Regions from separate parts of the Homo sapiens genome. Here region 1 is linked to region 2. Evidence: chromatin contacts called from ENCODE Hi-C or POLR2A ChIA-PET data. All regions are on one chromosome and are shown on one strand. The core of a region is the stretch at or near the end of the contact, and the rest is flanking DNA. Distances in the headings are between cores, read along the strand shown.

Region 1 (4,383 bases), core at 146-2,645, 51 kb before region 2:
CTTCCGCCACTGGACTGTGTGCTCCTTAAGGATGTAGCTTGTTTCCCTGGCTCTGAGTCTCATTTTGAACCTCAGACAAGCTCGTTCCTTTCTCTGCACCTGAGATTCTCCATAGGTAAAAAATGGGGGCGGAGAAGGAGGTTAAATCAGGTCATCTCCCCCACTCCATGTGGAGTTGACCCAACCTTAAAACCAGACTCCTCTATGACAAATAAAATAAGGAGGACCCCAGTGAGATCCTCCTTCTCACTCTCGTAAAGCTGGGGTGAAGGTGTATCTAAGCCCTCCAGCCCCGAATAAGGGTGCCTGTCCCCTCTTCCCAGCCCCACCCATTCCTTATTCACCAGTTTCCCCTCAGGACCTGGGCAAGGCTATTTTTGGTTTCATTCGACCCTCCTCTTCCCTCCCAAATGAATGTGAAGTTGTTCTTTTCCATTCTCTTATTAAGGGTTTTCTTGGAAAGAAAATATTATTCCAAACCCAGAAATTTTATTTCTAAATTTGTGCAAATGTAAGTTGTAAGACATTAGCTGCATTTCACATTTTGTGCAAATGGCAGAAACAGGCAATTCGTGTGCTCCAGGATGGGGGCTGGCCAACGATTTCGATAAAATAAACCCTTTTTTAATTTAAATGCTAATGCACTGAATTAAAATTTAATAACTGAGGAAATTGAAAAGCCGAGCAGGAATATTGGAAATAAATCCAAGCAGAAACAGCTGAAATTAAAAATTCTAGAGAGTGGGAGGATAGCAGCTAAGCTGTCTTATATGATTACATTTTTTTTTTTTTCAGAATGAAGCAAAAAAAAAAAAAAATCCTATCTCTCGCTGGCTCTAGGGCAGTAAATCCACAGTGCTGTGATTTATTGCTCAATTTTCCTGAGGGAAAAAGGCTTTCTTTCATGCTGAAATATTTCATAAATTTCAAGCCAGCATAAATTCTTAATTTAAAAGTTATGGAGGTCACATTTAGTGCACTGGTACGGTTCCAAAATCTTAAAGGAATAGCAGCAACCAAAAAAAAAAAAAAAAAAAAAAGCAGAAAGGAGGGGTAGAATTTGCTCTTTTCTTTTTTTCCTTTTTTTCATTTTGGTTTTAATTCTCACAAGTTGAAATTTCATTATTAAAGATTCCTCCTGGATGGATAGAACCCAAGCACGTGGGGAACCGCTGTGTGTTTGGAAAAACCTGCTGCAAAAGATGAAGAGATAAAGATTTAATTCAATTATAAAATGGCATTTTTTTTTTTAAGCCACTTGAGGAATTTCTGGTAAAAATTTCCTCCCTTCATTGCCCGGGAAGCGGTGAGGGTGGGGGAGGGTGGCCAATGTAATTGCTTCTCTTAGATCTCCAATCTTTTGTGCTCACTGATATATTCATTTGTTATACAGCTGTTCAGCGGCGGAAAGAATGCTGGGGCGCCCATAATTCTAAGCAAATCAATCAAAAATTAATGATTTGTCATGCTTGCACAATGGAGGAAAAACAGCTCCTTAGGTCCTGGCTGCCTGATCTCGAAGAATGAAATGCCTTTCTTCGATAAGAGAACCGAGCCTGAGGCTCGGGGAGGCTGAGGTGCTGCCACAAATGTGGGGGCCTCACAGTCCCCCTAGCTCTGTGAGGTTAGAAGGGGGCCGCCATCTTGGAGGGGGCATTTCCAAGATGGCGCCTCAGCTAGCCAAGCTCAAGATGGACCTGGCGCAGCACATTTTCACAGTGCTATAATTAGGATTTTGCCTTTTCCTCCCCCACCGCAACTCAAAAATTACTTGGTCTCTAGAGAATTGAATGGCTCCCTCCTCCCCCAGCTAGATTTAATTTGTCCCTGTTCATTGTTTTCCCAACACTGCTGACACGCAGACATCAACCAACTCTACGGGACTGGGACTGGGGCTGCAGTTCCTGAAGCGTCTGTCACCCCCCAGGGTGTGTGCTGCCCCTCCTCCAAAGGCCACATCCCACACATGACCATGTCACCAGCACCCAGCTCAGGGCCTGGCACAGGGCAAATACTCGGCAAATATAGTTGAATCTGTTAATTATGATTGTTTCTCAAAAAAATACTGACAATGAGGTTGCTTAGATGAATGGTGCATTGGCAATCATGCTTGAATGAAATATATCAATTGACCTCAAATAATTAATCATTCCTTTATTCACTCAGCAGATAGTTCTTGGAAACCTACTATGTGGCAAGTACTCTGCTGGGCTCTGGGTGGATGACGTCAAATCCACTAGGGGACAATTTTGAATGCCCAGTGGTCAGTATTTTTCAGGCTTCTCTGCACCCTTATGGAAGGGAAGCATGAACATGAACCCAGAGAGAAATGGGAGTTTCTCTGCATGCTCAAATGCCCTTTGAAGTCTTGTAGCTTACTAATTCTTACCAATACATTTGAATATTACATTCAAACTACCAAATACATACGACACCATAATACATATTTCATATATTTTTATATGTTAGTACAAACATCAACATTGTTTTAAACGACCAGCTGGTACAATTAACCTTGCAGGAAGATATGTGACCTCGGCAGTGGGTGCAACCAAGTGCATTTAACCTGGAGGCCTGCAGGGGGCACTGCGCTTGCAAGAAGCACCCACCAACCCAGGACCTGCCCAGAGGATGATTCTATGTCCCCTAATATTTAGAGGACAGTTGGTCTGAAACAACTCAAGCTTTATTTATATATCTATTTCCTTTCCAAAAGCCAGTGAATCCCCAAAACTTAACATGTAACTTTCTGTCTCCTCCACTGAGGCACAAGACTCAAATAAGGAAAATTCACTCATTCATCCAACAAACATTTATCAAGCTCCTTCTACATGCCAGACATCATTTTAGGCAGTTGGGATATATCTATACCCTTGTGGCAATTACATTCAAGTGGGGGGAGACGCTAACATTAGGCGTAATAAATAAGTAAAACATATAGCATGCTTGAAAGTAATCAGTTCTATGGTGTGTGGGGGAGGCGGGGGAGTCATGAACAGGGAAGGATAGGGTGGTCAGGAATGCTGGGGACAAGGGAGGAGCCACAGGCTGCAATTTTAAGTAGGGTAGTTGGGTAGGCATCATTGGGTGAACACTGTAAGAGGGTGAGAGAGTTGGCCATGTGGTGTCTGGGGCAAAGTGGATGCCAGTGCAAATGACCCCAGGACAGGAGCATGCCTGGTGTGCTTGGCAAACAGCAAGAATGTCAGGATACCTGGGGCAGAGTACATGAGGACAAGAGGAGGAGAGATCATGGGAGGTCAGCTCATGCAGAGCCTTGCAGGCCACCGAAGAGCCTTGGCTTCTACTCTGGAAAGCCACTAGAAGGTTTTGGCAAAGTGACATACTTTGACTTACATTTTAGAAAGATCACTCTGGTTGCTGTGTTGAAAGGAGACCATGAGGCCAGGGGGGAAACAGAAGGCTGGCAGGGCTACGGAGCAGTCCAGGGAAAAGATGATGGTGGCAGGGACTGAAGAGGGTGAGGAAAGGTTGAGTTCTGAATATACTGGTTGGTGCTGGTAAATTAGATGTGGGGTATGACATAAAGAAAGAGTCAAGGAAGATTCCAAAAATCATGGGCCTTAGCACCAAGAAAAATGGAGTTGCATCTCTCCCACACATGAGAATACTAACCATCAGCACAGTACTTTACAGATAAGTTACGCCGAATGAGATCCTCCCAGTAACCCTGCAGGGAAAACACTGTGGTTTAAATATCCCTCTTTGACCAAGAATTAACCAAGCACGTGGAGGGGCTAAGTGACTTATCCAAGGTCATACCACCGCCAGTGGCTTGGCCAAGGTTCACACATCTTCTCACCCCAAGTCCACAGCCATTTCCTCTATATATTTGGCCCTTCCCCTATGGAACCAATGGATAAAACTTAGCCCCAAACCATATGGATGAACTGTTTTTCTGTCTAGCTACAGAGCTCCAACTCAGGCACAGGCAGCTCCAGCATTTATTCACCAGGTGTCCCTAAAAAATGCCATTTAAAAGTGCCAGGGCCAATGCTGAAAAAGTTATAAAGAGCTTTGCAAGTTACAAAGAGGATTCTGTTCCTGGAAACCAAATATATGATAAATTCTCTAATTAGTCCTTGCCTCTTAGATCACATTCAGTGGTATGTATCTAACACATTGTACTTGGTTTTTGTGTTTTCTTTCCCAACTGAACACGGTAACTCAAAGCCACTGACTGCCCTAGGTTCCACGCTTGAGGAGTGGCAAGAGGCTGCCAGAGAAGACCCTGGCCTGAAAGAGCTGGAACTCACATGAGTTTGTGCCATTTTTCCATAAATATTTATGAAGTTCCTATTAGATGTTTGATTCTGGGCAAGGCCTTGGCCGGTGGAGGATACGAAGATGAATCAGACCTGG
Region 2 (3,887 bases), core at 696-3,195:
TTACCAATCTCAGCATTAACTACCCACAAGCCTGCACACCTCCTCCAGCTGGTGTCCCTGACCCTCCTCAAGCCACCAGTCTCCCCCCAGTTCCTCCACCCCTTCACCTTGGCATCCACAAAGCTCAAAGGGAACCAACGGCCTGACTTCTCAGGGGCTCATCTAGTCCTTCATCTCATCTTTGACAGTAGCGGATGTCAACAGCAAGAACCACTTCCACTATTTCAGAATCTTCTGCTGAGGTCCACCATACGACAGGCAGGGCAGAAGCTTTGAGTGACACCTGGCTGGTGGCTAGAAAGCAACCTCAGATGCACTCAGTGATGCCGACCATAGCAGGCAGCAAGCTACATGGAGGCCAAACTCCAGCGCCTTGCACAAAGCCTGATGCATAGTAGGTGCTCAATAATGGTCAGTTGCTGCTAAAACTGTTTATCTTTGAAAGTTTTGCTAAGTAAGGTAGAAGATTTTCCCTCTATAGTTAAATGAAGAGAAAATGAGCAATTTTATGCTAACTGTGCCCTTAAAATATTAGAGAAAACTGTTCTTAGACAGGGGTGCAAATTTCAAAGGATCAGGGGCTATGCAGGTAAGTTTCATGAGCCAGTCAGGTTGGAGGCCAGTGCTGGGAAGATGAGGGGGCCAGTCAAGCTCGCTCCTACTGACTGTTACATCCAAGTTGTCAAAACAGGTGGGACATCAGAATTTTTAAAGATGAGCAACTATTGTGGCCAGATGGTGTTTGATCTCTGGTTCAACCTCTGTTTAAACACTCCTCCCTTCCCCTACCCAGCCCTCTCTATCTTGTTACACCCGTTTGGAACAGAAAAGATGTTTTTATAATTAGCATAGTGTTTATATTCCAATGGGAGCATTCAAAAGGCTTAAAAATAGAATGATTCCTTACACACCTTAGAGCTCTTCCCCTGAAGATCTTCTTTACACTAGCATTTTCCCTAGCAAATCTTTTGGAAAGGTCAACTGCAGTTTACAAAATCATAAACCGGCAACTCCGAATGATTGGGATTTTGTTGCATACACTGAGGCAACTTTAAAGTCCCACCCAATGGGTTCTTCTGCTTCAGTGCTTAGTGGCTCTGAGATTAATGGCTCTACAGAGAAGCGCACGTGAGGAGAGCCCCAAGGTGCCTATATCCTGCGTCTTGAAGGCCTGGCTGCCAGAGGGAACCAAAAGAGGCTCTTGGAATTTGGCAGGCCTCTGGGATCCTGGAACAAACATGGACTTTGGTTTAAGGAAACCCGACTTAGAAGACTTAGACACTACCTTGCTAAGGGCCAATTTATCCCATTTACAGAAAGGGTGTTCTCATCACAGAAAGAACCGGGGGAGCAACCGCCTTAAAAAGCAGCTCTCTCCTGGGGTAATAACTCAGTGTTCATGTCTCCTTATATTAGCCAGCAGCATGTTAAATAAAAAGTGTGCTTAGAGGGGGAAAGGGTGGTCCAGGTTGGGGGAGGCTGAATAAACAAAATTCATCTATTTTCTTTGCTGCAGGACTTTTCAGAGCCTTTAAAGACCCAATGGCCACTGTGAATTTCTAAGACACAGTGTGTTCCATTCACAGGTTTATCTAGCCCTCAATTCACCTCCACCTTCCTCTCCCATGTCCCCGTGGAGCATACAGCCTGAGCCACATTTCAGAAGTAAGGGCAACAAGCCTCAACTTCTAAGATTAGGAGAGAAAGGGACTTGCCAAAGATCCACAGCTCATTAAGTCTACCCTCAAACCCAAGACAACAGTCTTTCCACAGCACCCACCCTCCCTCCCTCAAGACCATTGCTGCCTGCCCTACTGGTTTAGCCAAACAAGATCTGACCAAAGATAGACACTGACTGCAGTGTTCAAGAACCAAGGAGTGATATCTGCCAAGTTCCCAAGCCTGGCATAAACTGCTGAAAAGTATGAAGCAACAGCTGGGCCCAGAGCTGCAGGATCTTGGCTCTAAGAGGCCTGCCTTAGTGGTCAGCCAGCAACTGCTTTCATACCTCCAAGGGTAGGGCTGTCGCCCCCTCCTGCAGGTTCCTCACAACTGGATACTGGCTAAAGAACATTGCTAGTGTTTTCTTTCCCGTGACTCCAATGCTGCACATTGCAGGGTTTGTCAGGGGGATGTAGCTTTATGTTAAATCTATCTGCAGAAGAAGGCGGTCAACCGCACAGACTTTGAGGGACAGCAATCCTGAATTCAAATCTCAACTCTACCACTTACCAGTTAACACTGAGATCGCTTCAACCCTGTGAGCCTCAGTATCCTCATCTGTAAAAGGGGGGAATACCACCTCCCTGCGTGTGGGCAGGTGGGCACTGAGTGAGATTCTAGGGGCAGCTTCCCTTCACTCAGCACAGGCGTTAGAGAAAGCAGCTCTTACACGTGGCAGCGGTTCCTGGTGAAATCCACTCTGCTCACTCTCCCGTTTCCAGAGTTTGAACCTCCCTTATAGATCACTTGCCCTGACAGCTGCCCCTGGAAACTGTCCAGATGAACTTGCTGTGAAGGAAGAGCAGAGACCAAGCAGAATGTCTGGAGTAACAGCCGCCTCTGACCTTGGAGGGTTTTCTTGAAGGCCCAAGGTTCCCTGGTACAAAACAGCCCAGGCCAGAAGAGATCAGAAAATCCTCGTAACTGTTGCTAAAGGGATGTTAAAGCGCTGGTCCATCACTTAACTGTACAGATGGGGAAAATGAGGCCAAGGGGGGTGGGATCTGTCTTGGCACCCACAGAGGTCAGTGGCAGCACCAGACAGGGCCTCTGACACCTTCCCATCCCTCCTTTGGTGCATCCCACGACAGGGGAGGAAGACGAGGGGAGGAACTCTAGGAAGGTGATGTGGCATCCCCAACCCTCATCACGTTCCACTGATTTTTTAATAGACTTTAACAATTTACTGACACCAGCAGAGCTTATAAAATAGTTTAATTGAATTAATTAGGCAGTCCCGACTTACTCCTGAGTTCCCCCTTTGGCTCCGGGGAGGCTGTGCCTGCTGCCTGCTTAACCCCTTGCATCCTAGAAAGACTGTCACTCACTCACATTTAAAATGATTCACCATATTCTCTGACAGTTTCTTTCCTAAACTGGCTCTTACCCTGGCCCCACCCATATCCCAGCACTAAGCACACGTCTGCTGCCTGCATCTGCCAGGCCTGAGTTGCTGAAATCCCATCCTAATCCCATCCTAATCAAATTTAAATGGAGGAGATCCCTTTGTGTAGATGAATGCTGCCTTCTCCTGTATGTTCTCAGGGGACAGGGGCAGCAAGAGTGGGATCAGTGCCCCAGCATGGGAGCCACTCACTGGTCTGGCTGGGAAATGGCCACTCCTCACCATTCCTCCAATCTCCTTAGCCTCAACTTCCCTTGAAGCAGAGGCTGGCTCCTGCCACACAAAGTGTGGTCGGTGGCAGTATCAGCACCAGCTGAGAGCTTATTAGAAATGAAGACTCTCAGGCCCCGCCCACACCTGCTGAATCAGAATCTCTGGGGGTGGGGCCCAGCAATCTGTGTTTCAGGCCCTCCTTCGCGTTCTAGGACAAGCTAACACTAAAGAAGTGGTCTGGGTGATCAACAAGACTCCTTCTAGATTGAAAAGTCTGAGAAACAATCTAAAACATGAAAATGAATTCACTTACAAGATATTCTTTTCAGCAATATTTACAATAAGGAAAACCTGTAAATAGCAAAACATCCCCCAAAACAGGCCACTGTTGGGCTGTCGAGGGTACAGCCACCTCATGGAATACCCGCAGTCAAAACCCTCAAGGCTTGCAATAACACTGGGAAACAGGAATCTTATAATGTTGAGCTTTTTTAAAAAAATCAGGAGAGAATTTGTATCCATCCCACCTATTAGTAAAGAAAAAACA

The links. Hi-C counts contacts between places; a loop is a spot of excess contacts on that map. ChIA-PET counts read pairs that join two places held with the same protein, here RNA polymerase II (POLR2A). Pooled maps may share reads with other maps.
Region 1: a pooled map shows a loop between it and region 2 (2.0-fold over the local background). The contact joins two enhancer-like sites. A Hi-C loop is called at or near these places in 4 of 168 maps with a recorded cell type or tissue (Right ventricle myocardium superior, ascending aorta, endothelial cell of hepatic sinusoid and 1 more) and 3 of 50 pooled maps. POLR2A ChIA-PET finds 5 or more read pairs at or near these places in 5 of 52 experiments (AG04449, BJ, HEK293 and 2 more).

What each region holds. Positions count from the first base shown.
Region 1 is chr9:113,961,408-113,965,790 of GRCh38, reverse strand. The region is part of intron 1 of ZNF618 (zinc finger protein 618); the gene reads right to left. Among named protein-coding and RNA genes, the nearest start is that of ZNF618, 87 kb to the right of the region's middle. RefSeq lists enhancers at 258-1,635, 1,274-1,774. Within about 2 kb of position 1,395, at least 2 of the 41 ENCODE cell types and tissues checked have a DNase peak (open chromatin) inside an H3K27ac peak, as active enhancers do.
Region 2 is chr9:113,911,634-113,915,520 of GRCh38, reverse strand. The region is part of intron 1 of ZNF618 (zinc finger protein 618); the gene reads right to left. Among named protein-coding and RNA genes, the nearest start is that of ZNF618, 37 kb to the right of the region's middle. Within about 2 kb of position 1,945, at least 6 of the 41 ENCODE cell types and tissues checked have a DNase peak (open chromatin) inside an H3K27ac peak, as active enhancers do.